Regions from separate parts of the Mus musculus genome. Here regions 2, 3, 4, 5 and 6 are each linked to region 1. The links are chromatin loops, found by intact Hi-C in ENCODE. Cell type or tissue: heart. All regions are shown on one strand.

Region 1 (5,000 bases):
TGGGGTGGCTCGTGGAGCGGGAGGTTGCTGTCTGCCGCTGTTACGCGTATCACACCCGGCCATCTTGCCTTTCAGTTGGTAAGCTCTATGAGCTCCGTAGCCGAGCACTGTCTCCCCTCCTTACTCCGAACCCTGTTTGACTGGTACCGACGCCAGAACGGAACCGACGATGAATCCTACGGGTACAGGCCTAGGTCGAGCACAAAGTCTAAGGGGTAAGTGGCTTATCTAACTGTCTTTCCTGGACGTGGGGCACTTGTGGTCGATGGGGTGATGGTGTTATCAAGCCGAGACTGTGTCACTATCTACTTTATTTAGAGACAAGGTAGATAGAGTTTATGCCCATGTGTGTAAGTAAGAGTGAAGGTGTTCATGCTTAAACTTTAATAATCCCATTAAAAAAGTTATCCCATGTTGTGTTTTTAATCTAGAAAAGTTAGTCCTTTTGTTTAGTTTTGTCTAGTTTTTTTTTTTTTTTTTTTTTTTTTTTTTTGGTGTTGTTTTTTTTTTAAGCTACCAATGGATTATAAAGCCATGCTAGGCTTTCTAGAGGAAACTGGAAGTACTTTTCTTTCTCTTGCCAATTTTTCTGCAAAGGGCTTATTTCTAGTAGACAGAACAGTGAAGTGTATGTTGTATGTATAAATAGCCAATGTCTAAAATCAACAGAACATGCCATGCATGCAGTGGGATACTGAAGCAAAGTCCCTGTTGCAGTTGGTGCTAAATACCCCCACTTCTAGTCCTCCCTCCCTCATCTCCGCTCACTCTCACACTCACGCTTGCTTGTGCTAAGGAGGAACACAGTAAACCACACAAACCAACCACTCTACAGCAGTCATTTTGGAACTCGGGAGTCTCAACACAGTTCTCGTTTTGGGTTCTCCTTTCAGAGATGAGCAGCACCGCGAGAGAGATTACCTCCTGGAGCGGCGGGATTTAGCCGTAGACTTCATTTTCTGTTTAGTTTTGGTAGAAGTTCTAAAGCAGGTAAGTGCCCCTGTATCTCCAAGCCTGCATCCTGGGACACTGTCTCCCAAGCCTTCCTGGTTCAGGTATGGCCCTGAGGACGTTACCTGAGATTCTGGCCCACAAGGTGACCAGGTCATTTAATTTAATCACGCGTCTTTCCACTTCCTGGGACTTGCCTGCTCTGAACTTGTCTGTCCCTGGTTATGTGAAAGTAAATCTTTTTGCCTTCACCTGCCATCCGAGATGCAGAGTCGTGTTAGGAGGAACGAGCTGAGTGGAACTCTGTTACCTGGGGACTCTGTGCTGTTTGCCTGCCATTTGGCTACTTAATCCTTTCTTTTCTCTCTCTCTCTCTCTCTCTCTCTCTCTCTCTCTCTCTCTCTCTCTCTCTCTCTCTCTCTCTCTCTCTCTCTCTCTCTGTTTCCATGATGTGGAAGTAAAGACGTAAATAGCACCGGAAATGTCATTTGTTGAAAATTAATGAAGGTGTGCACGCATACACATACTTGTATGAATTTGAAGGAGGTTTTTTAAGTTTGTAGGCTTTTAGACATTTGCATTATCAAAGGATCATCAGTGTATTTCTAGCTATGGCCTGTGGTTAGAGAAGAAGACTAGAAAATTATAAAAGAAAACCCATAGGTTTTCCTTATGATGCATTCAGATAGGAGTTTCATTTTTGTTACTTAGAACGGGATGTGAAAGAATAGCAAATGCCGTATCTAGAAGTAATTTGCAGTCTAGTTTGATTTTAGTTAATATAATATATTCTTGGACAATAGTGTTTATTTTTACAGTGTATGTGAACTGACAGTTATTTTCAAATGAAAAGCATAACAAATATGTAAAAGAGATAAATGAGTTACCTAAAGGTCAAAGGCACCTTAGTATATACATTTTGTTGGTGGTGGTGGGTTTTTGTTTTTTGTTTTTTGTTTTTTTTCTGTTTTTTTTTGTTTTTGTTTTTGTTTTTTGTTTTTTTGTTTTTGGGTTTTTTTTGTTTGTTTGTTTGTTTTTTTTTTTTTTTTTTTTGTTTTTTTTTTTTTTTTTTTGTAGATCTGGGGATCCGATTTCCCCTGTGACTTGTGCTAACAGGGCAGATCAGGTTTCTCTGATTTTTTTTTTTTGAGTGTGACCAGAATGCCAAGATGCCAAAACTAAAGTTCCCAGAGCAGGAGAGCTGTGGGGAGAAAACGCCCTGGCCACTGGTGACCTTGACGGTCCCCTGTGGCTGATTGCAGTGTCTCTTGTATACTGACACTTGTGTGCTGCCTTCTGTGGTCCTGTGATGTGTGGGCACGGATCCAACCCTCCCTGGTGCACCCTTGGCAGGACCCTGAGCAATGGCCATGCACTCCTCTCTCACTGAAGTAATACTGGGTGTCCTTCTTCCAGTCTGAGGACTCGGAGCCTCCCCACCGGACACTGATCTCTGTGTTCTTCTCCTCTGCATCTCGTGCAACTCTCTAGTTGGTCTCTGTCTGTCTGTCTGTCTGTCTGTCTGTCTGTTGTTGTTGTTTGGCTTTCCAGCCCACAAGTCACCTGTACTTGGACTGGCTTCAGAGCTTCAACCCATAGCCACCTCTGTGTGTGTGTGTGTGTGTGTGTGTGTGTGTGTGTGTGTGTGTGTGTGTTGGGGTGGAGTATTGTCCCCTGACAGTATCCTGCCATCTCCCATCTCCTCCCTTTTCTCAGAATTGCAAGCCTCCTGCCTTAGCCTCTATCATTCACACAGCCCTCTGAACACAGGACAACATCCGTACCAAGCCATATAAGCCTTTTAGCTCGGGGCACTCGGGTGTGAGCCGAGGCACCACCTCTGAGAAGGATCTGGGTTCTGCTGCCACATTGTTCCTCCCGGCTGGCCACTCCCTTCCCTCAGCCTTTACTGTCACCTCATTCCAGAGTTCAGATGTACCCAATCAAACTGCAGCGAGTCACTTAGGACACATATAAGCTTCTTCCAAAACTCTTTGTGGGGACTCTTCTCTACAAAAAGGGCAAAGTCGTTTTTGTTTCTTAAATTAGAAAATGAGATTTTTTTTTAAAAAGTCAATTGAGGTTTCAAAAATACAGTGACAGACTAACCCAATTTTCTTATGTCAAAATGACATAGAGCTTCATAGATCTCCAGAGTAATAGACTTAACAATGTCTTGAATTTTCTAGGACCTTTGCTTCTGTCATGCATACATAGTAGGTCCTCATTAGGCTGTAATTCTGTCCTGCTGTGGCTGGTGGATGTACATGGGGCCCTAGAGCATCCATACATTGAGCTCACTGTCAAAGAGGGTTAACTACTCATGTGACTTAGTCCCTGTTTCCCTGGGTAGTGCTTATGTGCTCGCTACTACTTCCCCATGCATGGAGGATTCTGTAATCTCTGAGCCAGCTGATCATTGTCACTGTTGGGTGGTAGCCAAGGCACACACTTATGTCCCAGCTGTCTGTCTTGTTTGCTGAAGAACTCGGGCTGCCCTGCTTTCCACTAGCCTTTTGTCCTCTGTGTAAAAGGGTAGGCATAGTCTTCCTTTGTTGCATCCCGAAAACTGAACTCAGTAGTGCTTGGTTAACGGGAGATTCCCAGGCAGCCCTCTCTGCTGTCTTCATGTTACGGATGAAGAAAAGCCCTCAGCTGTAGTGCCTTGGTGACAGCTATGCGGTAGTTCTTTTGTCTTTAAATTTGCAAGTTCTCCTTTTAATAAGAAGTTACTATTTTTTACCATATGAAATTAAGTGAAAATTGGCCAGTCTCTCTTCAAATTAGTTTTCCTCGTAACAAGTTAGTACAAAATTTGACTTAATTTAAAAATGAAATCATATGGCATTAATTCACCAATGGAACACAACTGACTCAAGATTTTAAAAATATATTAAAGAAAAGCAGATAGAGAGGCTGGGTAAGATGGCTCAGTGGGCCAAGTGCTTGCTGTGTAGCCATGAGGACCCGAGTTCAGATTCCCAGGACCCATCACAAACCTAAGCATGGGGACAAGCGCCTGTAACCCAGTGCCACGCAGTGGGATGAGATGGGAGAAGCCGTGGAGCTCAGCAACCTGTCCATCTAGTAGAATTGACGCATCCAAGTTGATTGGGGGACCCGTCTCAACAAGGGTGTTAGAGAAGGGACCAAGGAAGCTATCCCACATGAGCAGATACAGCCCCAACACACACACATACACCAAGCACACACACTACACAATAATAATAATGATAATTAAAGACAAGGTAGCTATACCCCAGTCTTCACATCCAAGCTCCGAGAACACACACAGAAAAAAGAACGGGTATGGTAAAAAATGGAGTAGGCTGTGGTGTTGTCACCTCGGTTTGTGGATGTCAGGCAGAGTTGCGTCTCACTGCCACGCTAGCATCTAGGATACTTTGGGTCTTACACTGAGTTTTAGGTGTTCCCCAAGGCAAGGAGCCAGGTGAGAAACCCTGCTGTGGGCACCTTGAGATGCACAGCAGCACATGAGATGCCAGTGGGTAGCCCTGAGTAAGGCCCGTGGCACGTGGCTTGTCATGCTGGGAAAGGCAGGGTGGGTTTGCACTCTCTCTGCTGTGCTCCACCCCGTATGTCACCGTGAGGAAACGAACATGGTCACCTTTGTCAGGAGCGAGCCTCGTGAGTACTCATATCTCAAAGTGGTTTTGTGGTAAGACCTGAACAGAAGATAAAATTTCATGAGCTGGCCACTGGACTAAACAGTGGGTGTTGTGTGGTACCCACCGCGCCCACCCTTCTGGAATGTTCAAGCAGAACCAAAATGGTTACTGACACCCCAGCAGCCATCAGATGTGAGAACTTGATCCCAACCAAAGGTGACACTGTTACCCACACAGGTAGAGCTGTTTTCTGTTTGAGCCAGTAGACCCCGCTCCAGATTCCGGCCACTCTTCCACCTTGTTTCCACTCTTGAAATGAGTAGAGAGAGAGACTCCTGTGACCATGTTCAGCTCTGGAACTAAAATCCTAGAGGTGCAGTCTCCTGTCGTAAAATTCAATGCGGTCTTTCTTTCTCTCCT
Region 2 (5,000 bases), 140 kb before region 1:
TCCTTTTCTTCTTCTACTTTCTTCTTCTTCTTCTTCTTCTTCTTCTTCTTCTTCTTCTTCTTCTTCTTCTTCTTCTTCTTCTTCTTCTTCTTTCTTCTTCTTTCTTCTCCTTCTCCTTCTCCTTCTCCTTCTCCTTCTCCTCCTTCTCCTTCTCCTTCTCCTTCTCCTTCTCCTTCTTCTTCTTCTTCCTCCTCCTCCTCCTTCTCCTTTTTTTGACAGGATCTCAGGTACCCTAGCTGGCCCTGACATAGCTTTAAGTATGACCTTGGGGGCTAGAGAGATGGCTCAGCAATTAAGAGCACTGACTGCTCTTCTAAAGGTCCTGGGTTCAAATCCCACATGGTGGCTCACAACCATCCATAATGAGATCTGCTGCCATCTTCTGGGGTATCCAAAGACAGCTATAGTATACTTACATATAATAAATATATATATTATCTATATCTATATCTATATATAATAAAGAAAATGACCTTGAACTCTGATCCTCCTGCCTCTACCTCCCAAGAGCTGGAATTACTGGCATGTGTTACTGTACCTATTTTATATGACACTTAGGATTGAACCCAGGGCTTTGTTGATGCAGTTACAACTGAGCTCTAACTAGCCTGGAGCCTTTCCTTTATCTGAGCCAGTTACATTTGTCTCCGTGATGCTCTCATCTATTTCCCACAACTTTCAATACCACATATAAATGGGAACATCCCAGGTTATATCTCTGGCATGAACCATTCCTCTGAGCTCTGGACTCATGTCTAGATATGTCTGCTTTGCACCTCCAAATCGTTCCTTCCTATGTATTCTCGGTGATTTGGACCTGGGAGTCATCCTGCAACTGCTCTTTTCCTCAGATTCAATCCATCTTCGTGTCCTGTCAGGTTTGTAATCACAATGTATCAAGAAGCCATTAAAATGTCGCCTCCTCCCTTGTGACAAATCAACTCCAGGATACCAATGTCTACTCCAGGCATTTGTGTTACTGTTCTCACAGGCCTGCCTGGTTCATGTCGTCCATGCTTCACTCAGAACCCAGAGTGAGCTTTTTAAGTGGCTAAGTTGTAGCATCTCATTCACCATAGGAAATCTCTTCAGTGGTTTCCTACTGGGTTAAGAATACAAAACAAGTCTTTGCCTGCGTCTCCAAGGCTCCAAGGAGCTGCTCCACCTCTCTGACCTCATGCCATAACCTCTTCTGCCCCTTTAGTCTGACTTAGAAACTTGAAGTCCCTGTCCTGTGAAGATGCCAAACGTATGATGGTCACAGTGAGGGGGTTGGAGGTGGGGAGAAATGGGGCCTGAGAAGGATCTGAGTGTGCTTTTAGGATAAACAGAAACATAGTGTCCTGTCTAACTAAGCATGCTGAGAGAGCCAATGGATCTATCGGTGTAACCAAATTGAGTTTGTTATGATCAGCACTTCTCTGTTCGTTTGTGGACTGGCTGAGAGGGGATGAGTCTGTGCAAAGGCAGAAACCTTCGAGTTGTCTGTACAGTTCTTTGGTTGATGCTGACTCCAGTTACCTTTGACTTGCGTTATCTATGCCACCATGTGCTGCCTTTTTTCCAGTTGGTTGGATGAGGGAGGCATTGGCCTGTGATTAACATATTAATGAGCTCCATCTTAGTCAACCCAGGACTCTACTTCTTTTATACACCCTCTTTATCTCTTTTGTGAAAAAAACAAAAAAACAAATAAACAATAGCCCATGCATCCTTTCCCCACTCTCTCCTCTTCTCTTTTTATTCTCTCTCTCCTCCAAAACCTATGTGCCTGTGTTTCCCATCCAGTTCAGACTCTGAACAACTTTCGGGTGGAGTTACGGCTGCATTCGCAGGGACCAGCACGTTTGATGGCAGCAACTGATATTGAAGAATAAATGTGGGTTGAGAGTATAAATGGAAAGTCAAATTCTTGATGTCGTGTTCAGAATCTTAAGACCTAAAGAAACAAGCCAGTCTCCGTAGAAAAGGACGGAGGAAGCCAGAGAGCGCTGTCAGATTTAGAAAGGAATTCTGCTTAGGAAGCTGCCCAGAAGCGAGCGCTAAGTCAGAGGTGGAATTTACCACCACTGCCCCCACCCCCATCTTGGCTTTAACTTTACAAGTCTGAAATGTATTTGTTATCATGCTAATAACAGAAGATCCACTTCTCAGGACTGTCCCGATAAACTGGAATGTGTAATAATGGTGTATAGACCAGAATGCCAGTTTATAATGAGAGCTCAGATCATCACAGGAATCAGCATATGTGAAGTCTGTATAATTAGTCCTTCCCTGTAGCTAGGCATTATAAGAAGCTATATCAAATAATAAGAGTGCTTGCTAAGTAGCGATTAGAGACCACAGCATGGCGATTATGACACAGACAGACCTGAACTTCAGATCCTGAGTCTGCCACCGACTTCCTGGAAAGTGGGAATAATAGTAGTTCCTGCTTGTGGCAGATGGCTTTGGGGACATCTTCGAGGCCACACAAGTTAGATTCTAAGAATAACTGTCTTTTCTCTGTTCCTCTCTCTTGTATATAATGTGGATTTAGTGTCCCTGTTTTTATATTGGGGCCTTGCCCCATCTTTCATGAGTGAGAGCTAGAGTCCTAATTTAGGTAGGAGCAATCAGATTCTCTTTCCATAGGAATTTGTGATTGGTTTGGTTTTTAACTAATTAGAGAGTTAAATTTGTTTTTCAGTTCTGGGGATTGAGTTTTAGGCCTCATGGATCATAGCAAGTGTCCAACCACTGAGCTACACTGCAAGCCTGGAGCTTGAAGTTTAGATACAACAGTTCAACCTCATCTGTTTGCCTGAATAAATTGATGATACCCATCCATGAACTGCCATCTAGTTGAGGATGGGTCAGCAAAGAAGAGGAGAGATCAATGAAATAGGATTACCCAGGTTAGCAGAGACTGAGACCATGGCAACTGGAGAGACCACCTGAACAGCACCTGCCATTGTCCTGTCCTAAACCCTTCAGAGGCTCCCAAGTATCACTTTCCACTGAGACATTTCAGCGTTCTCCCTTGAAGAGGCCCTTCTTGCGTAAGCTAACCACACTCTGTGTCTTCCATCTGCAGAAAAAGAACTGTGGATAACAGCCCAAGATGGTATTTTGAAGTGAGTAGACACCTGGAGAATACAGTCTTCCTGCTACCGGGGTGATGGATAAACATCTTCAATCAAGACATCCTGAGGATCCTACGGGTTTAGATGAAGGTGACCAGAAGAATTCTTTTAACCAAAAAAACAAAAACCCTCTGCCTGCCAATCATTTCCTTTTCCATGGACATTCTTGTCTTCTTATATCAGCATCATCAGCATATTTAACTTTTCTCAGACACTTAGGGTGGTGGGCGGTTCCGTCTCTGTGGTTTCTGGATTTTTCTGTCGTGGCTTTACATACAATGAGTCGTAGATGATTTTTCGACCCCTCTCCTCCTCACAACCCTTGAAGACACCTCAGCATAGTCCGATGCACTAACGTGCTGATGTTATAGTTGTCACGTGATAGTGTGAGCAGAAGAGCTCTGTGACCTACCCTTACCTTCTTTGACTGCATTGTCAGGCTTCATAGGGCCATTCCCAGGGTTGCAGCCAGACCTCTTCATCTCCCCAGTGCCACCATTGTTAAATATTACTCTCCTGCTTTCTTGTATTTTCCATTAACCTTCTTGGACCCCACTCTGCTGACACTTCCTGAGGCAGGCAAGGGCATTGTGGAACCCTGGGAAATAGCAGTTGAAACAATTTGATTAAAATACCAGAAAATAGTGGGAGACTGTGCTAGAAAAATAAGCTGGGGTCAGACTTGTAATTGGCATCAGACGACAACAATACAACAACCATGCCTCTACAATCTCGGGGGTAGGAAGAAGCAGGGAGGGCAGATTAGCTTGAAGCCCCTTGGAATAACTCAGAAATGCCTTCTGTCTCCATTATGCTGGGCACAAAGAGTCGCTGCTTTCCACTTAGGCGGTACTTACTGGCTATGGTGACGATTTCACCGCTCTTACTGGAAGCTCTTTAATCACAAGTTCTTTAATGTGAAGGACACTTCTGATGTCGGTACCATTCTGGAGGCTAGAACAAATTGTTTTCTTACTTGCATGAAAATTACCAGGCTGACATTGTACAGGCTAAAAATGTTCACATAGCAGAACTTCTAAAAATAGATCCAAAATACCAAATTGTATTGAGTGGGACTTCGAGACAGCCACTAGGTATCTCCATATGGTTGTAAAGTTTGTCTGTGGAAAATGTGAGCTGACCTGCTGTACTGGGGGACCCAAAGAGAAGGGTTTTTCAGACAAAACAAAACCGTCATCAAAACTTACAGATAAACGTTTAATTGCTTCACCCACAGACTGAAAGATAATGATTCCCTAAAGGCAATGTGTCTCTATGGAGGATAATTTCGAACACTGTTCAGTTGTTACGAATTTTTTCCTATATCCTGTGTCAAGGGATAGTTTACCAATAGGGGATTTTGACCTTTTCACTTGGTTAATAAAATATTTGCTATGCTAGAACTCCAGTATGTGTAGCAGATAAATAGTTTTTAGTGTGATAGACATCTGGAAAACAATAGATTAATTCCTTGAGGTTTTGTTACTTGAACTTGAGCTTCTGTCTTGTTAATTTATCACAGGAGTCCTTCCTTACTATGTAACTAATACGTTTACCATCAACATAATTAATATATGGGGTCTTATGCATGGTTCAGACTGATACTTGCAGAAAAAGGGTAAAATGTGAAGGTTTTGTTTTTATTAAATTGAACCATTCTATTGTTTGTTTATGTGCATGCATGTGCGTGCACATGGGTATGCACACCTGCAGGCATGCAACAGCACGCATGTGGAGGTCAGAGGACAACTCTTAGGAGTTGGTGCTCCCCTCCTGCCTGTGGGCCTCAGGGACTGAGCTCAGGCTATCGGCCTCCGTGGTAGGCGTGTTACCTGATAAGTCATCTCCTTGGTCCTACATGCGAAGAGTTTTTAC
Region 3 (5,000 bases), 170 kb before region 1:
TAAGCTAACAAGTTAGTTCCTTTGGGGAATATTAAAAAGATTACCATCGGCTAGGGACATAGCTCAGTTGGTAAAGTGTACATAATAACCCCAGAACTGGGCCTTGCTGGCCTGCCTAGTCTACCTCCTTGAATTCTGGGGCAGGGAGATAACCTGTGGAGATGTTTGATAATGACAAACAAGACCACACTCACATGTATACACAGATAAGTAAAACCGTATTATTAGCCAGACTCCTAAATTTCTAAATTATTTTAAAGATTGGGTTCTTGGCCTATTGGGTTCTAGAACTGTAGTTACAAATAACTGTCAACCACTGTGTTGGTTTGAATAAGAATGGCTCCCTAGCTTCCTGAGTTTGAATGCTTAGCCTATAGGTCGTGGCACTATTAGGAGCGTGACCTTGTTGGAGGAAGTGTGTCACTTCAGGCTTAGAGGTCTTATGTGCTCAATCTAGGCCTAATAATGTGGCACACAGCCTCCTCCTGCTAAAGATCCAGATGTAGAACTCTCAGCTCCTTCTCCTGCACCTCGTCTGCCTGCATGCTGTCATGCTTCTTGCCATGACAATAAAGGACTAAAGCTCTGAAACTGTAAGCCAGCCCCAATTAAACGTTTTCTTCTTAACTCGAAATAAGATAACTACCACATGGGTACTTGGAATCAAACTTGAATCCTCTGCAATAACATGAGCACTCTTCACTGCTAAGCCATCTCTCCAGGCCTTCTAAGTATTTTTTGAATGCCAACTCATCCTTACCCATGCCCCAAAATGAGAAGACAAAGCCAGAATAGGGAACTATAGGTCTTTAAGCCAGTGCATATGAAAAACCTTAAATGTGTAAAACAGACTGCAATATTGACTCAGTATGCTTAGTATGGACCCATAAACTATATTTCTAACAATCTCTAAGATGCCAGTGTTCAGTTAGCCCAGGTTTGTTGTTGTTCTCCTTGCAAACTAGCCAGCCACAAGGGTTGGTTGGTTGGTTTTTAATGTATGCCTGTGTGAGAAGCTGAAGTGGGAACAGGAACTAAACTCGGGTCCTCTGGAAGAATATCAAATGCTCTTAACCACTGAACCATCCCTCCAGACCTAGCAACAAATGTTAAGGTACTTTTCTGCTCTTATAGATTGTTACTGATACCAAATTCTCTATTTGGTTGGTTGGGGTTTTTGTTTTTGAGGCAGGGTCTCAAGTAACCCAGGATGGCCTTGAACTTCTGATCCTCCTGCTTCTACTCCCCAAGCGCTGGGATTACAGACGTGTGCAAGCACACTCAGTTCTTTTACACAGTACCAGGGTTCAAACTCAGGGCTTCCTGCACATAGGCAGGCACTGTAACAATTAAAACACATGCTCAATGACATCAAAATATCAAATCAATAGAATCCCCTGAGTGGGTCTAGATAGTTATTCTAACACTGTATAAATTGATCAGTGATCCTGTATTGAGTAAGATCCTATTTTCTTATCTAAGAATCAGGAAAATAAGATAAAGGCAGATATCCAAAGTGTGAATGTGAACACTTACCTTTACTAATTAATCCTTGAGTAATCAGCATACTTGTGGCAGCCAACGGCACAGCTATAGGCAGAAAAAGAACTCGTCAGTATCAACGAGAGGAAAACACTGTTCTGCGTATACTAGGAGATAAATCAGTCTCAGTAACAGGAAAACCATCAAGATGAAGATTCAACAACCAAGATTTCTATAGCGGCACTGTGCATACAAAGCAAAAATAAAGGAGTATTTTCAGAAAACATTCCAAAATATTAATGTAACTCGAGAAACCATCTGTACTTAGGTTCCAATAGCAATTCATTAAAATAATCAAGTTAAAGTAAAATGATGAGGAGTCTCATCTGAAGTCACAGGAAAAGCAGGAATGCTGGAGAAGCACAGCACAGGAGGAGCACTCGGTACCAAGAGGTAATCAAATCCCACAGTCTACATGCCTCGAGTGAATTATCTCACGTGCCTTTTATCATCACATCCGTATCAGGGAGCTCACAGTACTACCAGTTACAAAATAAAGTACAGATATTAAGAACCTTACTCACTTAAATCCATATACTTAAATCAGCATTAAGTCTCACAACCTACCAAAACAAAATATGCCTAATATCTGATCCTAAGATTTTAGGCTCCACATTATACTATCTAAACCAAAATATAAAATACATTTGACCATGTGATTAGAATATCATGTATTTTAAATATTCCTTGAAACCATATGAAAATATCTAAAAGATGCCTATTTTCTGCAATGATGGGAGTTGATCCTTGGGTCACTAGCTTGGCAAGAACTAGCTTTGCTAACTGACCAGTAGACGGATCCCTAGAATGACAATAAATTTTCCAATATGAAATATCTCACCTTTTTGTACAAACAGAGTCTATACTGAAAACCCACTTTTCATCCGGGAGTCTAGAATTTCAGTACCAGATACGCTAAGTGTGCCCATGTGATCAGTCCCCAATAAAAACCCTGATCCTAGGTCTCTAAGGAACAGACACCATAGAAAGACTCGGAGATCCAAGCGTCCAGCTTCCTTTGAACTCCACCAATGCTCCTTTAATTAATTTTGCCTTTTGTTTTTAATCATAAACTATTTTAAATTCAAATAACTACATGCACCTGGTAAATGGCATACTTTATAAAGTGCCAGCGAGTAAACAGTCTTCGTGCAAACCATACAACTGCCATTTTGGGGGCTGGAGAGATGGCTCAGTGGTTAAGAGCACAGACTGCTGCTCTTCCAGAGGTCCTGAGTTTAATTCCCAACAACCACATGGTGACTCACAACCACCTGTAATGGGATCTGATGCCCTCTTCTGGGGCGTCTGAAGACAGCTACAGTGTACTTACATATAATAATAAGTAAATAAATCTTTAAAAAAAAAAAGAAAAACAAAACAAAACAAAATACAACTGCCATTTTAAGGCAAAAGCACCTCAAGACAAAACATGAAAAAAAATGAACTTAGCCTTTTCTAATAAAATATTAGTTTTGGACACAAAATATTAATTCCAGTAATTTGCATACATATGCAATCAAATCAGCCTTTTCCTTCCAACCATTTTAAACATGTAAAAATTATTTTTAGCATATTAAATACAAAAACCACATTCAGTCCATGGATGTAGTCTGCTCAACTCTTGTCTGAACTATGTGGCAATCTAAAAAGTAACGATCATTTTAACTATTATAAAAATTTTATGATCAAGATTTCTAACTCTGTAATTGGACATCAGCTTTGCCATCAGACGTAATTTGCAGCCACCCTAAGGTTTGACTGATTCCTACTTTACTTATTAACAGGTTTTACCTCTGCTGGAAAAATGCTCTCTTTAATGTCTGCTGGCTTGAATGCCTTCAAGTATTATCACTTAAGGATTTTTCAAAGGACAAACCATCTTTGATTACAGTATCAGTTCATTTTGGTTCAAGGACTGTAATACATAGTACTGAAGAACAGCAGAAGGATCCGAGGCGATGCATTAGTTAGCCACCCTACAATGGACAACACTTTCCCGTCTGAGACAGATTGACTGACAGTCCAGACGATGGGATGCTGGTGCTATTCTACTTCCATTTGCCATCATGCCATCAGACCTTCCCTTCCCTCTTACTCCATGCAGGGTTGATGGATTAGGCTTCAGGTCTATCCAACTGACATGATCTATTTTATGTCACACAAAAATAGAATGGTTAGCTGCAGGAGCTCTCAGCTGTTATCTAGTCTTAGTCCTAATTAGAGTAAAGTGATACCCAAAATGGACAGACAACTCGTGTGCTTCCAAACTGCACAGGTGATTCATAGATGACCTAGGGTTAGAACCCAAGTTCTCTGGCTCCACTGTACTATGTAATTACTACTCCTGTCTGTAAATAATCTGCTTCTTTAGGTAAATCTATAGTAGTGATGACCACTGTCCACACTATATCCAATACAAGCATTCCCACAGTTTCTTGAGGTCTTTTCTCCTCACAACTACAAAATGCTATTCTAAATTTGCATAGAAACTTCACTGTATTAGACAGAATACACACATACATTTAATAGATACCCACCATTTGTAAAATTAGAATTAATTCCCACAGCAATTACATGACATAGGTAGCTATCTTCCCCATTTTGCAGATCAACACGGACATAAATAGAAACTTATCCATATCTCACATCTCTTAAAGTGTACATAGGTGGAACTTGAATCCAGACCCAAGATCTATGTTTTTATCATTGATAATACTGTCTAATTTGAAAATAAGTAGTCATAACATCACCTCTCATAAAGAGAAGTAAGAAGAGTCTATTCACCCAGATAGAGCATTCATACATCAAAGAAAGATTTCAGAAGTCCCATGAGCAACTTATGGTTGGCTGTGGCACTGAAGCATGGCTGACTCACAAAAAGCTACATCAGTGATGACTCCCCTCAACAACTTTTAAATAGCTATTTTATTGGGGGAAACAAACAAACAAACCCTTTCCATCATCTAGGCTATTGCCACTGATGTTGGTGACATGGCACAAGTAGATACCAAGTCCCTAACATGGAAGGGTCTGCTTGCAGGACAAAGAAACCAAGCAAGCAATGTCCTCCCTAGTGGCTAACACTTGTGGTATCAGGCAGCTTACGGCAGGAGGATGGGAAAGAACTATGGACAACAGCCATGGTGGCCATGCCAAGCAAGATGTGGTTGCTGCTATAATGTTGGCATGACTAATATGGGTGCCATCTTCTTTACAATAATGAGTCTGATTTTAAATTTTATACCAGAAGGAATAGTTTACAGATGTCAAAAGGGTGTAAACTTTATAATCAGTACATTTCCAGGGAATTATAGTTACTTTACTATTCTGTTCTGATCAATACTCACAAGCCAATACTCTCCTAAGTTCCATTACTCATTTGCATAAATATGTATTTCATATATAGCATTCCATATCTAAGAAATGTTATAAAATGTTCTATTACATGACTATTA
Region 4 (5,000 bases), 63 kb before region 1:
TCTTTCCACCTTTACATGAACCCTAGGGATCCACCTCAGGCTACCAGGTTCTCCGGCATGCCTTTGTGACTCAGCCTTCTCGCTGGGCCTGGAGCTGTGTCAGTTCTTCCTGCATTTTGCTTTGATGGGCCTCACTTCTGTGAGTTGTCCTGAGAAAGAAGGCGAAGCCCAGTTTAAGTCTCATGAAGCAGTATGCTGTGTACAACCTTACCAGTAAGACAGAGGTTGTAATATGGGTTCTATGTACTTTGAGGGAGAAAAGATGTCATGACCCAAAGACAAGGAAAATATCAAGAATGTGCCAGAATGTTCTTTCTTCTTTTCTTTTTTTCTTTCTTTTGTTGGAAACAGAGTCTTTCTAAATAGTCCCGGCTGTCCTGGAATTTACTGTGTAGACCAGGTTGGCCTCAAACTCACAGAGATCTGCCTGCCTCTGTTTCCCAAGTGGTGGGACTAAAGGTGTGCACCACCATGCCCAGTCTGGGTATCTTTGTGTGTGTGTGTGTATGTATGTATGTATGTATGTATGTATGTATGTATGTATGTAAATATTCATGTATTTATAGATTTGGGAATGCTTAGTGGAAAGTAAAACATTGCAGCAAGTCTCAGTCATTCTGATTATGGAAAAGTGTGATGTTTAAAACATATATTTATTTATGAGATTTGGGGCTTTGAAGACTTGGTCTTTGCTGTGGCTTTGTCCACCATGCTTCTTAGTACATAGAATGCTACACCCTAAACACCTATAGATCTGTTAGATATGATGCCTAGTAGATACACAAGCTGTTAGACAGTGCTGTATTCTAAGGAGTGCAGTGACAGTATGTTAAACATGTAACTGAATAAGATGGTGGTGTGTGTGTGTGTGTGTGTGTGTGTGTGTGTGTGTGTGTGAGGTCAGCCATCGGTTTATTAAAGCATTGCTTGGAGAAGAGGAGGGCAAAAACATATAAGCTAGAACAGACCGGAGGAACACAGTTGCCACTCTCTGGATTCTATTCAGTGGTTAGAGCATATGGTTAAAAAGATGCTTGGAAATTTGAGCAGTGATTGGTAGTTGATATTAGAAGTTACTAGTATACTATAGGTATTCTAATGGGCTAGAAAGGCCTTTGTTTTAGAGCAAAGTATACTGAATTGTCTACACATGAAATGCTTGGATGTCTGCCTTTTTATTTCAGCATAATCCTGGGGATGGACAGGATATGCAGCTATGACTGAGATATGATGATATACGGGGAGCTAATTGTTGTATTTGTGAATAATGGGAGCAGGTGCTTTTATGATGATATTCTCAATAATTTTACAGCAGTTGGAAAATTTCCAGAGTTTAAGAAAAAATAAGTAACGTGTCATGATCAGAAGAGATGGTAGAACCAGGTGAATGATTGCTACCAGAAGTGTAGATGGATACAAGTTAACATAAAAATGTTTTTAATTATAATCATCTCTGACAGGCAAATGTTGTGTTTTGTTTTCCTTCAGAGACGAAGCCATTTATTTGAATCTGGGCAATTACCCTCTAAATGCTTAATTCTTCAAACTGCTCAAGTGTCACGCGTGCTTAGCTGCTCCATGTCACCACCAAGAACTTAGCCGGGAGTGGCACTACGGTAAGATCACAGTAAACCCTACTGGTTAAGAGTGAGGTCGAGAAAGAGCTTTTAACGCCGCTGTGAGTTTAGCTCTCAGCTTCGATTACAGTTTCTGTCTTAGTCACTTCCGCCCCGCCAACCGCGCTCCTGACATGATGAACTTAATTGTGAAGAGGTTGGTTTGAGCTCATGGTTTTGGAAGTTCTGGTCTGTGGATTGCTGTCTTGTTGCTTTGAACCTTTGTCTGGGGAATCAGAACGTGGGAGTAGGGAGCCAGGATCCCACCCGTTTCTTCAAAGATGATGCCCCAATGATTCCATCCCACCCAGTAGCCTCTACCTCTCAAACTTTAGATATGTGGGGCCATTAGGATACTTACACAGTTTTTTTAAAAATTATTAATATTTTACTGTATTTTTATTATGCGCATGGGTGTTTTGCCTGCATGCACGTCTGCACTGTGTTTGTGCCTGGTGCTCATGGAGACCAGAAGAGGGCACCAGGTCCCCTAGAACTGCAGTTACAGGTGGCTGTGAGCTGCCAAGTGGTTGCTTGGGAATCAACCCCAGGTCTTCTGCAAGAGCAGCCAGTGCTGAACCATCATCCCTCCAAGCCCCACGGAGGGATAAGATAAGAGCCAACAGCACATTCCACTCAAGGTTATGATAACTAGTTCAAGTGTAACAAGTAAATGGGGTTTCGTGACCTTTTCCTCTCAGACGGAGACTGTAATGGATAGTGTTTACCACCGGAAATGTAATGCTGTCAACCCTACTCTGTGTCTCAGCCAGGGCTGGTCTTCACGTAGCTGACAGTTGTGGCTTCCACTTGGTTTATCAGGGGTCAGCCTAGGAAGCAGATTGGGCTCAGGAAAGCTTTGTGCCCTACCCTGCAGGGAAAACTGTAGCGATGAGAACGGATTTTCCACCTTAAACAGAAGACTAGCTGGAATGAGGCAGCGGATCTCACAGCAAACACATGAGGGGTGAAGGGAATCTTGAGGTCTCTTCTGTGACACCCAGTGCTCGCCTTTCTGTGCCCCAGACCCTTCCTTTCTGAGATGTGAAAGTGAGGTTGGGGTTAATAGTAACCCGGCAGGTGGTTCAGCGCAACTTCCTGCCTGGCATCTGCGTCCTTCCACGCCACTGTGTTACAGGGCTCCCTTAGATAAGAGCCCGAGAAGAGGCCCAAGGCAAACAGCAGACACACCGTGTAAAACCCCTGAGGTCACAGTCACTGAGCAAACACAGAATAAGAGCACCCACAGGCAGTGAGAAACCTCACGGCTTAGAGTTATGACATTGCTTCCCTTGTTTGTGGGGATCGGGTCACAGAGATTATCAGTTTTATTCCTTGTAGGCTCAGAGGAAGCTCGGAGAGAGAGTGTGGTTTTTCTAATAGAAGTACTACTTTAGGGAAAGAAATGGAAGTCTTCCTTTCCTGTTCCTCACCTAGACAGAGTCCCTCCACCCACCCTTACTTGGTCTCGAGTATCCCAGGCTGGCCTTGAATTCACTCTGTAGCTGGGATGATTCTGAATTCCCCATCCTTTTGCCTGCTTCTCTAGAGTGCTGGATTAAAGGCGTATCCCACCGCTCTTGGTTTACAAGGTCCTGGCCAATGACCCCTTAAGTCTTACAGTCTAGGAGCAAGGGCAGGAACCTGACTCCAAGCAGATGTGAGCTAGCTACTCCTTCACAGTCATTTCCCCTGTTGTCTGTAGGGACGGACGGCTTTGCCCCGTCTTTAGAAATGTTACATTTCGCATCTATTTTCATGTCCGTTACTGGAAGAGAGCAATTGTGCGTGTGTGTGCATTGCTGAGCGAATCTGAGTTTTGAAGTTCTGCTGAAGGCTTCTGAAGTTCCATACAAGCAGAGTTACCTGGGCTGCTTCTGCCTTCTCTGTGTTCCCTTTGTTCCTGTCCCTCGCTCTCCTGTCTTTTCCTCCCACAAGGCAGGGAGAGGCCTGAGTGGGCGCTAGCTCAGGTTTTAGAGCCTTTCTGTCTTCTGTCTGTCCCCATAACATCGAGGTCATGGGATTAACCCCTTGTGCTCTTTTACCATATGGAATGGATTGTAGTTATTTCAAAAACAGGGTGTTGGTGACTACATTTATTACAGTTTATGATTCATTTCTCAGGGTTTTAACGTTATGTTTTAGGTGGATCTGTTGCCAATGACTTTTTTTTTTTAAGATTTATTTGTTATGTATGTGAGTACACTGTTCTCTCTTCAGACACACCAGAAGAGGGCATCGGATCCCATTACAGATGGTTGTGAGCTACCATGTGGTTGCTGGGAATTGAACTCAGGGCTGTTAACCACTAAGCCATCTCTCCAGCACCTTTTGATGACTTATTCTAGGTTTTCTACTATTGTGAAGAACGCTTGAGCTGGAGAGATGGCTCAGAGGTTAAGAGCACTGACTGCTCTTCCAGAGGTCTTGAGTTCAATTCCCAGCAACCACATGGTGGCTCACAACCATCCGTAATGAGATCTGACACCCTCTTCTGGTGCATCTGAAGACAGCTACAGTGTACTTAGATATAATAATAAATAAATAAATCTTAAAAAAAAAAGAACGCTTGATTCTAAAGGGGATGTGTGTGTGTGTGTGTGTGTGTGTGTGTGTGTGTGTATATGCACATGTTTAAAAGTCTAAGGTTTTCACTGGCTCAGCTTTACAGTCAGTGTAAGTTGTGAGATCTGGTAGCAAATTTTCAAATTGATAAAAATTATTTTTTGAGTCCAAGTTACTCTCTTGCACTCAAGATCTTAAATTTATATGAGGAAGATACACCCCAGAACAAAGCGAATTTATTTTTTTACATTATCACAGTGAAGGCTGTCAGAGTCTAAATGTTAAACCTTATCGAAGGCTAAGCATTTTATGGCATGGGTCTATTGCAGTTAACACCCACTGTGGAAGGGCGCACAGATGTGGCCTGCAGTTTCAGACCGACAGTGTTCGGCCTGTTATCAGCACAAACAGTAATGTCCTAAAAAATCAGCCTTCAAACAGCTGGTGGCCGGCCGGCTGGGCTTTAGTACCGCCTAGGCTCACATGACGTCTCTTTGCTCTTTGCCTCAGATAGTATAGCCCTCAACGAGTCATCAAGGAAGTTGGTCCCTGGACCTGTTCTTTGTGCTTCTGGCTCTAGTAATGTAGAAGAAGCACCCTAAGATGGATTTTTTAAAGAGAGTCGTGCCTCCTGTCCTCTCGGGAGACCTGGTTTTGGATATCAGAGAGAAGATTGAAGGAGACCCCCCCAAATTACTTAGGGTGCGAAGACTGTGTTCAACTTCCTCTGAGAGGACAGTGGGTGACCCAGGCGAGAATAAGTGTTGTGGAAATCACGATGACAGATGTCTACATCAACAAATGGGTAAAGTAAAAAGG
Region 5 (5,000 bases), 130 kb before region 1:
TGACTAGAAGCCAGAAGACGCCTCAAAGCTTATCGAAGAGCTAGGATTATAACTAAGCAGCAGGGTGTGTATTTAACGTGCACAAGGCTCTGAATTCCACCCCTGGCACTGAGAAACAAAACAGAGCCAAGGAAAAACCCAACACACACCCAAAAGGCAAGTGTATAAGCAATAAATGAGCATCCTGAAAAAGAACACATATGTGCCTACACGTCTAAGGATGGTTACACAGACATACAGTTGACTGCGCACATGTACAGGTATAAGTGAGTACAAGTGTGAAGTCATACAAGTTCAGGTTCCTTGTCTTCATTCAGATTTAGTCAGCATGGATGGAAAATATTGGGAGGACGAGGGATTTAAATTATTGTTGGCGTGCACTATGTAGCAAGTCCCACCCTGATCACGTCTGCATTGGACATGCATAGATGTTATTGGTCATCATTCTCTCAGTGATCCAGTACAATAGTGAGTCCCATAGCACTGACATTGTGTTAGCTATTAGAGACACTCCAGCGTTTATTTTCAATATGTAGAGGACTCTGCATGCTACATGTCAATGGCATGTGATTTTATAGGAGACCTGAATAACGGAAGATTAGGGTATCCCTGGGGTGGGGGGTCTTTGAAGAAATTCCCTTGCAGATATGGGAAAGAGGGATGACTGTATCTGGAGGAGTAGGTTGGAAAGGGGGCTTAGTTAAAGGCCGTAATTGGGTGCTTGTATTTGTGAAGGCCTTATAAAACAGCTAGGTTCCCATCTCTTGTCTCAGCGTGTGACAATCGTGAGGGGCTGAGACTTTAGCTCACTGGTAGAGGACTTACCTTGAATGCATGAGTCCCTAAATTCATTCCCACTGCTGCAAAAATGTACAAACAATTTAAAAGGAAGGACCTGCAAACACCAATCAAGTCCCGCCTCTCTTACTGCTCCTCGATAATAATGGCTCTCTGAGTTCAGGAAAAAAGCCTTATCTCTCAACTGTCTATGCTTATTTCCCTCTCTCTAAGCTGGTCTGGTCTAGGGCGGCATTGGGCACAGCCACTTTCTTGGCACTACTGGAGGTGACTGCTGCACCTGTAGGGATCCTCTGACGTCGTCAAAGGATCGTCAAAAGTATCAAAGACCATAGAAAATAGAGAGAACACTTAACCTGTTCCTTACTATTTCTTGGCGGGTCCGAAAGCCATAACCACACTCAGGTTTTTTGGAAATAACCTTCGTTTCCTATATCTGGGGTAGGAACCTGGTGCTAAGTTAATGCAGATCCCGAGGTTGTCGCAGGATTCCTCTCCTTTAATGAGCAGGGTTCTGCCACTCAGGTTTCTCCTGGCGAGACTTCTCCCTCTTCCTTTGGGTAGATGTGCTTTCCCCGGAAAGGTGCCACTGTCCTTCAAAGACTAGCCCTCTGGTGTCCACATTTGTAACAAGAGGAACTTTGAGAATATCAGCAAAGAGGAATATATGTTTAATCTTTCCAAACAATTTTTAAAAATAATAAAAAATAGCATAGTCCCGCGCAAATGCCAGTATGACACACAGGACGTGACCTAAACGGAACTTCTAATGGGAAGAACTTAACGCTTTTCTGAACGTCCTATTGCAAGATAAACAAGGAAACCCCTGGGTTTGAAGACACCTTCGTTAATTCTTCCGGGTGCGTAAAGCCAGGAAGTCAAGGATGTGAGCAGAGTAGACAGGGAGTGTGAACTTGATTAATTCTCAGGAGCCAGTATTAGGATTTCAGGTGTTCTCACTCCATTCACGAAATAGGATTGGGCTCTCAGGATCCCGCAGCTGCTGTGGTGTGCTTTTTATCTGAAGATTTTTGCATCCTTTCCACCTCTCTTTCCCGCCTTCCTCAGTATAGGTTGTTTGTGCTCGACCTCTACCAACATTTAAAGGTACAGAGGCTTTGAGGGTGCCAAAATAGGGAAGACTTTACGACTGTCTTTCAGCCGTCCAGGGAGAGTGATAAAAGGTAAGGGGCGTGCAGACTTGCCTTTTCTTACCCAATCAGGTGCACAGGAAGATGTCTTTCTACCAATAAAAATAAAGTTAGCTTTCCGGAGGCGGGAGGGTGAGCCGTGACTGCCAGTTCTCCAAAGCAACGTTGGAGGCGAGGACCGAGAGTGATTAGAGGTAGGTCCAACCCGGGGGAGGGGGCGGGGCGAAGGTGGGGAAACTCTGAGCGGCGGGGAGGCCGGCCAGTGGAGGGCGAGGACCGCTGTTCCTGGTGTAGTATCCTTCGCCAATCAGGAAGGCGAGTGGGTGGGCGGGGCAGAGAAGGGGTGGGCAGAGCTCGCAGCACTGCCGGGCGCCCGTCGGGCTCTGGGAGAGACAGAAATCCGGTTAAAATCAGAGTCGGAGGGAGGTTTAACCACGAATCGGTCCCGATCGGATTATTCCTTAAAGGGGACGCGCCATTGTCAAAGAGAACGGAGCCTGGGGCCCGAGGGCGGGGACCGGCGGCGCTGGAGGAACGAGGCAGCTGCACGGGACTGGGGACCTGGTAGGTGCTGTTTGGGGAAAGGCGCTTCATTTCACTTTCTCTTCCAGCGCGGGGGCAGGATCCGGGATGCCCGCCGACCGTCGGCCGTAGGATCCGGGATGCCCGCCGACCGTCGGCCGTGGGATCCCGGGTCCCCGGCCCTGGCCCGGCTGCCCTTCTTGCTGCGAGCCGCGAGGGAGGCGGACCGGGATGGGCGGCTGCGGCGCCGACTGGGGAGGCTCCTAACGGACGCGGGCGCGGTACTGAGCCGGGGTCAACCGAAAGCCCGTCGGAGCTGCGGCAGACCCGTGGGGGAGCACCGCGCGCCCCGCTCTGCTGCGCGCCTCCTTCCCGGCCCGTGCCCGGCTCTCCCCGCGCTCCCGGCTGCCCTGGTCGCGCGCCGTCGTCTCCACGCTCGCTCCGCTCTTCCCGCGCGCCCGGCTGCCCTGAGCGCGCTCCCTGCGCCGCTCGGCGCGCCGGCTTGGTTCGCACGCCGCGGGTTCACCGCGACCCGGGAACCGCCCGGCGAGGAAGCGGGCGGCGGGGCGGTGGCGGCAGGCGCTACTGCTGGGTTGATCATCCGACCCGGCTGAAGGTGCCGGCAGGCGGCCTCGGGAGGAGAGGCGGCGGGCTCGCGCTGCGCGCCGAGGTTGCCGGCCCGGCCGGGCATTGTCCGCGATCCTCCGCCGCGTCTCTCCGCCCACTGCTTGCGGTGCTGGGAGGGGTGCGGACCTGGGCGCAGAGCCCACTCCGCCTGAAGCGACGGCGCACCCCCGGACCCGCGCCTTTCCGGAGCCGGGGTCGGCCCGGCGGACGCCAAAGTCACCGCCCGCCGCCGGGCCTGTGCAGCCCGGGCCACCGGCTTCGCAGACACCGGCGCTGGCTCCTCGCGGTCCGGAGCTCAGCCGTGCAACTTTTCTTTGCCTTCTAATGGGAGTTGTTGCTTCCGGGCGGCAGGTTCTCCCGGCCCGGCCGAGCCTCGTTTCTTGCGTCTGCAGAGGCCGATATCTAAGGCGATCTGGGGCCTGAATGCTTTACTACTAGTCCAGCTTTGTTCCTCATTACCTACAATCGCTTTGCTTGTAGACTTTCGAGGATATAAGTCCCAGGTTGCTGTGTTAATAAAAGAATAAATAAACGGGTGGGGGAATGGCTGAGGGGCTAGAGCTTCAGACAGAACTAAATGTGCTTTAACCTTTGAACTAGGGAAAGTATTACCGGGACTCCACGACAGAAGCTCTTCGAGGAGGGTAGAAGGGTCTGTAGGATTGGGGGGGGGGGGGAACAATGAACAACTTTTGATGGAAATAAAAGTTGGTTTTATAAACTGCTGTTCCGCCTAGCAGGTGCCTTCCATAAAGTTGATCTCCCCTACTGAATGCAGGCATTGTAACTACTTGCAGGCAGGCACTCTTGCTATTGGTGAATCAAATAAGAGGTCTTTGCACTGTGAACATTCTGCCGGTGTTGAACTTGTCAATACTTGCAGCAGAAATCATAGCTAGAAACAACACATCCCTTGTTGGAGTCCTTATTTAGAAAAGAATGTTTTCATAAGCCTTCATTTTGACAGTTTCTTGAGCAATGGTTTGTAGAGCGCTTGGAGGCGGCAAGCTGCAGCCTTATCAAGGAAGTAGCATCCGGCCTATGATTCTTTGGTCTTATTTTTGTTTCTTATTTTCAAATGTAGCCGCTGATCCTGGTTGCCTTGTGCTCTGTTACAGTATTTTGTACTTTGCAAGAATGAATTTTGTTGAGACACCTGGCCCGGGTGGGTTTTTTCCTTCCTTTAAGGCAATGCAGATTTTAAAATTTGTTTATCTTTAAGCTACTGTCTAAGAACTCTTGAGTGAATGCTGAACGTTCCCAATCTCAACAATAATAACACAGAAACTATATTTGGGAAACAAGTCCAACTTGAGACATTGATACTTGAGAGAGAATTCCCTTGATAATATCCATTTTTGTTCCACCTTATTATTTTAATTCTCCTGTGTTAACAATATCAGGCAAGTACCTGGTGGGCATAGTCTTCCTTGCTTATTATAGGAAGGAGGTGTTTAGAACAAATTTAAAATTTCCCGTTTTTACTTCCTTATTTAGTGGCATATTTAGACAAGAGACTTTCTAAACTTTAAAGAAGATCACACAAGGAGAAAGTGTTCAGGAGTGCTTACCTTTGAAATGCCTATGCATTATGTGCTGAATGGCATGCGTTTTTCTGTTTTCTGTGTACTGCATACATATTTCTAGATAACTATGAGTTATGACTGCTTAGAGATTGTTGGGAGAGCTGGGATGGTCCGCTCTGCCTTATTTCTTTGCAGATCCAGTGTGTAGCTGTATATTCAGTAGAGGAACTGTTTGAAGTCTGGCAGGAAAAGATGCTATCTTACAAAGGCTGTGGAAGATACATTGTTCTCTAACTGATACATATGATGCAAACTGCTCTCCTACTGAGCTGTATCCTCAGACCTAATGAGCTAGTTTTAACAGTAACAATTCCTA
Region 6 (5,000 bases), 180 kb before region 1:
AGGGCCATACAAACAGTTCAAAAGCGTAACTGATGAAGACATTCAGTGCCTGTCCTACTCAAGTTCATACACCACACAGAAAGTACTTTCCAGCAAGTCGGTCCACCAACTAGTCATGTTATTTTAGCAATATACACACTAAATTTTGAATCAATTCTTATAAAGGGTATTAATTTAAAGCTCCAGAGAATAATCAGAATCTTTCAAGCAACGAGAATTAAGTAGCACTTTCAACTTTAATCTTTTATTTTGGTAAATTATACTATATCAATATAAAACAGGATTTCAACTGGTAATTTGCTCTAATATACCATGATTAGAAACTAATATTTTCTGGATAAAAAGAAAAATAATCTTAATTTAGAAAATGATCTTATATTCATTTTAAACATTTGAACTGCATTAGTGGTAAGCAATCAATGAACTCATTTCCCCTCCCAAGAGGTATCTTTAAAGTCCTGATGTAGTCAGGACCACTGGGTCTGCAACCCTCACTTGACTAGCCATTGGCACAAGTCCTTGGGCAAATCACTAAGCTTCTCTGAGCCCTGTTTTCTCCAATTGTGAAATAATGTGAACACATGACCTCTAGAATTCCTTCCAGGTCTTTTTCTTATGCAAAAAAAGAAAAACATATTTTTCTGATGTTTTGTGATATAAACCCCCACACAAGATTGGCAGAGATTTCACATTTTCTCCATGTGGAAAGCTGACTGAAAACACTATGGCAGGATACTGAGAACATACTTTACAGCTCTGTGCAAGTTACTAAGACCTGGAAGGAATAAGAAAGCCTGTAACAGCAATGGCTAGAACTAACCAACAGGTATGGCAGAATGCCTTCTAATTGAAAAGATCACTAAGTCTTTGGATCCTTGAAAAAGAGCTAACAAGGGGGCAAACAAGTCTCCAGCAAAAGTAGAAGGTGTCTTGGAAGGGACAGCAGCATCTGGGCAGAGCACGGGGGATAGGGGTCCTGGGGGTTGGGGGGGGAGGGTGACATGGCAGGGACGGGGGACAGGGATGGATCCACAGGGGCGACACTGGTGAGTGCTAAGTTTGATCTGGAGGGAGGATGACAACACACTCACAACCCCATAGCTGGACAGATGAATGGCTGCCTCGGAGGTCATTAGTCATATTAAGTATGGATCTTTCTCACTTGTGGGTAAAGACCAAAGAGACTTTTATCTGCTTTTACATGGAAAAACTTAGAACACAAGATTATGCTGATGAAAATGGCAGGAAGGATGCACATCACTGCAACCAAGGACCTGGGCCAGCCTAAAATACAAGGTGAACAGGTCTGAACTGGACTGGAAAATGAAACACAGACAAAGGACAAGAGCTGCCTTCATAGAAAGCTGGTGTCTCAACTCCTCCTGTTCCTGGAATATACTTGGTATCTTTGATCCCAACCAGAAGAACACGGGGGCCACCTTAGGATTAAGGTATTCAACAACATTCCCCTGAGCTCAAGCCGCTCATCTTTTCTGCAACAGCTCCCCAACCCCACCCCATCTTCAGTGACAGTATTCTGCACTGCCACATCCAAACCAAGTGTCACACACAGGCTAATAATGAGCAACTGAAATGCTACCAAGACAACAAAAGATAACTTTGTATCTCCCTTAGTTCTAATTAATTTAGAGAGCCATACTGTGGATCCTCTATGCTCAGAGATACCCAGGCCCTTTGGCGCCATCTTAAGCACTCCCTAACCTATCATCGGTTTCTCATTTTCCACTGCACCCTCTCCCCACTCCTTCATCTGGATGTAAATTCAATCTAGATTCCAAAAGACAAAACAAAGCCAAAACCATAACTGTTGCTAAATTAGCCCTCGAAATTATTGTCAAGATGTAGCCTACAAAGTTCTACAATAATCCAAGACATCTGAGCTAAGATGTCATAAACTTTAGAAAAATATTATCATATATAATATCCCCACACTGAAGGTCAGGATGCGAATGAAAATAAGTAAACATATCAAGCATTATAACAAAACATGGGAAAAAACTACTTTAAATAAACAAAGACCGCATCATGCGTCCCAGTCCTAACTTCTGGTTTCCACAACTCTTGGTGTTTTAGGTTTTTAGATAAAGAACTTCCTTCTTTTCACTGTAGAGTAGAATGAAAGGAAGAGATCTAATATTTGCTGACTGCCTACTAGCATTGTGTCCAATTACTTCATCAAATCCCAACAGTTCTCTGAGAAGCATTACCACCTCCATTCAAAATGCAAATATACATTAGTTTTCTGATGACTCATTACAAGATCAGAGCAAATTTTAAATAATTTAGATGTCAGCCTTAATCTAAGGTTTTTACCTCACGTTTGCACCCTGGACTTTGTATTTACACAAACTTTGCAACGGATTTTAAGTGGATTTTCTTGCATGACAACAGCTATCACTTTCTTTACAATTTTAGACTGGAAACTGAAAGTCAAATCTATAACCTACACCTTCCTGAAGCCTCTGCTCACCACAGGCAGAGCCATCACTTCTTTGCTGATTGTGAACATTCAGCCCTGGGCAATCTCTAACTGTCCCATCTACTTCTGTAGCCTAAGACAAACTAACAAGAAGCCCAAACTGACAAAGCAGGCCTTGCCCATCTTTGTTCTTTCACACCTAGCCAAGTATGTTGGATGAATGAAGAGACCAACAAAAAGAGCAGACATGCTGAGTCAGGCTGATGGATGAAGTTAGGCTGACAGCAGACAGTAGCAGAGGTGAGATCCAGCAGAAAAGAGCATCAAATAAAGTGTATACATACGTTGGACCATAAAATGCTGAAATTCATTTCAAGAGAAGTTTCTACCTTGGGCAATATGGTCAGTAATACCAGTGGGAGTGGACTCGTTCATAGAAGCACTAAATGGAATTGGCTCATAACGAGGAAGCGCCTCCTTTTCTATGTTGTCTGCTGCTGGAGATGTCCCGAAAGAGGACTGACCACTCACATTTGAGTCAAATTTAGGCTTTTGAGTATAGTGCCTGAAAAAGAATATCATAATACGTAAGAACAAAGGATCATTGCCCTTATTAAGGTATAAAAGCTATGAATTTCTAAAATACTCATAACTTTAAGTTATTTATAAGCAGTTGAATAAAGTTTATTTCTAATATAAAAGCAGTCACGCTATGTCCTGACCCACTTAGGCACCTTAAACATGGTTACTAAGTAAACATGATGATGATTATGGTCATCAGCCCCCGAGAGGCTCACTTAGGAAAATCCTGGGCTGGAGACCAGATTGGGCTATAGTATAACTGCCTCAGAAGTAAATAGTCATTCCATAAAGGGAAATAGAAAAACATACATTCCATTTTCTAAATATTTAGCTTTGGGGGTAGGTGTCTCTCACAAAGAAAAGCCTCCTTCAGATCAGGTTTCATAAACATGTCCATGCTGCCCATAACGAGGAGGAGGAGGTTATGTCCACAGCTACCGTCCATATAATCTATGCCTTGCTGACACAGACATAGGTATTACTACACATAAAATTTGTTGTTTCCATTATGAAATAATTCATCAGTCAGCTTAATGATCTTACCTATCTACAGATTATAGTTTCACAATATAAAATCCAAACCATTTCTTTTTTTCTGAAGAAAGTCAGAAATGGGCTATACATTTGCTTTACTAAATTTAGAAATCTGAAAAAATTTTGTTTGTTTAATATTAATAAAATATGATTTTTGTTTGCTTTATTAAATTTAGAATTCTGAAAAAAATTGTTTGTTTGCTTATTTATTTTTTGGGACAGGGTCTTACTGTGTAGCCCTGGCTGTCCTGGAACTCCCTTTATGGTTCCAGGCTGGCCATGAACCCACATAGATTGGCCTCTAAAGTGCTGGAATTAATGGCATGTGGCACTACATCTACCTTTGGAACCTGAAATTTTTAACATTTCCAAGTGTTTAGCTTTGGCAGCAGGACAGAGATGGGCACGGGCTGGTCTGACTAACCTCCTGCTTTAACTTTCCCAGTGGCGTGGGTTGCATATGCCATCCCACTACATTATCTTTTTGCAAGAGTTTTCTTGTAGTTGTTTTGTTTTGAAGAATTAACGTTAACTTTAAATAACAAAATCATATTGTAGCAAGTTTGGGTAAGGAGAAAATACGACACGTGGCAACTAGGATTACTAAGTGCTTACACTATTTTACTGGTGTAAAGTCTTCTTTAGAAACAATTCTATAAATACTTAATTTTATATTATATCTCTTCAGTTTATCAAATACACGTCACCCAGATACTTCAGACTTCACAGTAGCTCACAGTGCCCATAGCACACATGACCACCCATCCATCCATCCCTCTCCACTGGACATGATGCTAACTCCAAATTTTCCTCTATTTAAAACTGTAAACAACCTTGAACCTTCATGTTTTGCTTTTCCTTTTTTATCTGATCTATAGTTTTGTAAATAACAAAATAAACAAAAACTCCAAATAGTTTTATCAGCACCAGCTCACGTTTGAAATATATACTTAAGAATTAACTATGGTTCTTGGTATGAGACAATTAGAACATAAAGGTACTGTGAGCTTCACGAAAATCAAATAGACAAGCATTTTCTGCTAAGCTTATTTTCCTCATAAGCAATAAAGAAAAAAGTGGCTATCAGTTGAGCTAGACTGAGAAAATCTGGTAACTTGAAAGAAATCCAGAATGCAGTAAACCAAGTGCTTGCCAAAAACAATTATTTCTTTATTCTTTTACAGGTCCTAAAAGCAGCCAAATCTTGCTCCACTTTTTAACACTTCCATACTAGAGGAAATGGTGATAGGCAGAGTTTCAAGCCTTGTGTTCTGACAAAGAGTTGTTTCTTAAAAAGCAGAGTCGGTGTGAGGGTGAGGGTGTGACGTGTGAGGGGACTCACCCTGGTGGAGAAGAGCGCCGCAATTCTCCCGACCGCAGTGCTTCTCCAAGGGGGGAGTTTTCAAGCTTCTTGAACTTCTCTTGGCACGTTTTCACGTAAGAA

What was found. Peaks named below come from ENCODE experiments on the same cell type or tissue, not always from the same donor. Only the 100,000 strongest peaks of a DNase experiment are listed, where the experiment ranks them.
Region 2: it touches region 1 in a loop (5-fold over the local background); 7 of 42 quality-filtered maps call a loop at or near these places.
Region 3: a loop joins it to region 1, with 4 times the contacts of the local background. A loop is called at or near these places in 15 of 42 quality-filtered maps.
Region 4: it touches region 1 in a loop (1.9-fold over the local background); 9 of 42 quality-filtered maps call a loop at or near these places.
Region 5: it touches region 1 in a loop (4-fold over the local background); 15 of 42 quality-filtered maps call a loop at or near these places.
Region 6: it touches region 1 in a loop (2.1-fold over the local background); 15 of 42 quality-filtered maps call a loop at or near these places.

Annotation. Positions count from the first base shown.
Region 1 is chr5:73,128,461-73,133,460 of GRCm38, reverse strand. Fryl (FRY like transcription coactivator) reads left to right here. Exons shown (of 63, transcript NM_028194.2): 6 at 76-215; 7 at 894-990. Among named protein-coding and RNA genes, the nearest start is that of 1700071G01Rik, 26 kb to the left of the region's middle. In heart, no CTCF peak of the experiment used is centred here; a DNase peak (open chromatin) is centred at 2,250.
Region 2 is chr5:73,269,871-73,274,870 of GRCm38, reverse strand. It overlaps 1700025M24Rik (RIKEN cDNA 1700025M24 gene), which reads left to right. Exons shown (of 3, transcript NR_040689.1): 2 at 3,077-3,215. Among named protein-coding and RNA genes, the nearest start is that of 1700025M24Rik, 12 kb to the left of the region's middle. In heart, a CTCF peak has its summit at 1,991; no DNase peak of the experiment used is centred here; H3K27ac peaks cover 553 bases.
Region 3 is chr5:73,297,254-73,302,253 of GRCm38, reverse strand. It overlaps Ociad1 (OCIA domain containing 1), which reads right to left. Exons shown (of 9, transcript NM_023429.4): 4 at 1,537-1,590. Among named protein-coding and RNA genes, the nearest start is that of Ociad1, 7.0 kb to the right of the region's middle. In heart, a CTCF peak has its summit at 2,856 (motif pointing left); no DNase peak of the experiment used is centred here.
Region 4 is chr5:73,191,602-73,196,601 of GRCm38, reverse strand. It overlaps Fryl (FRY like transcription coactivator), which reads left to right. Exons shown (of 63, transcript NM_028194.2): 3 at 1,489-1,616. Among named protein-coding and RNA genes, the nearest start is that of 1700071G01Rik, 37 kb to the right of the region's middle. In heart, a CTCF peak has its summit at 2,090 (motif pointing right); DNase peaks (open chromatin) are centred at 2,731 and 4,631; H3K4me3 peaks cover 763 bases; H3K27ac peaks cover 2,817 bases.
Region 5 is chr5:73,253,913-73,258,912 of GRCm38, reverse strand. It overlaps Fryl (FRY like transcription coactivator), which reads left to right and starts at 2,295. Exons shown (of 63, transcript NM_028194.2): 1 at 2,295-2,513. In heart, CTCF peaks have their summits at 1,423 and 3,077; DNase peaks (open chromatin) are centred at 2,162 and 2,902; H3K4me3 peaks cover 3,541 bases; H3K27ac peaks cover 3,013 bases.
Region 6 is chr5:73,304,583-73,309,582 of GRCm38, reverse strand. Ociad1 (OCIA domain containing 1) reads right to left here. Exons shown (of 9, transcript NM_023429.4): 6 at 4,899-5,000; 7 at 2,830-3,005. Among named protein-coding and RNA genes, the nearest start is that of Ociad1, 14 kb to the right of the region's middle. In heart, no CTCF peak of the experiment used is centred here; no DNase peak of the experiment used is centred here.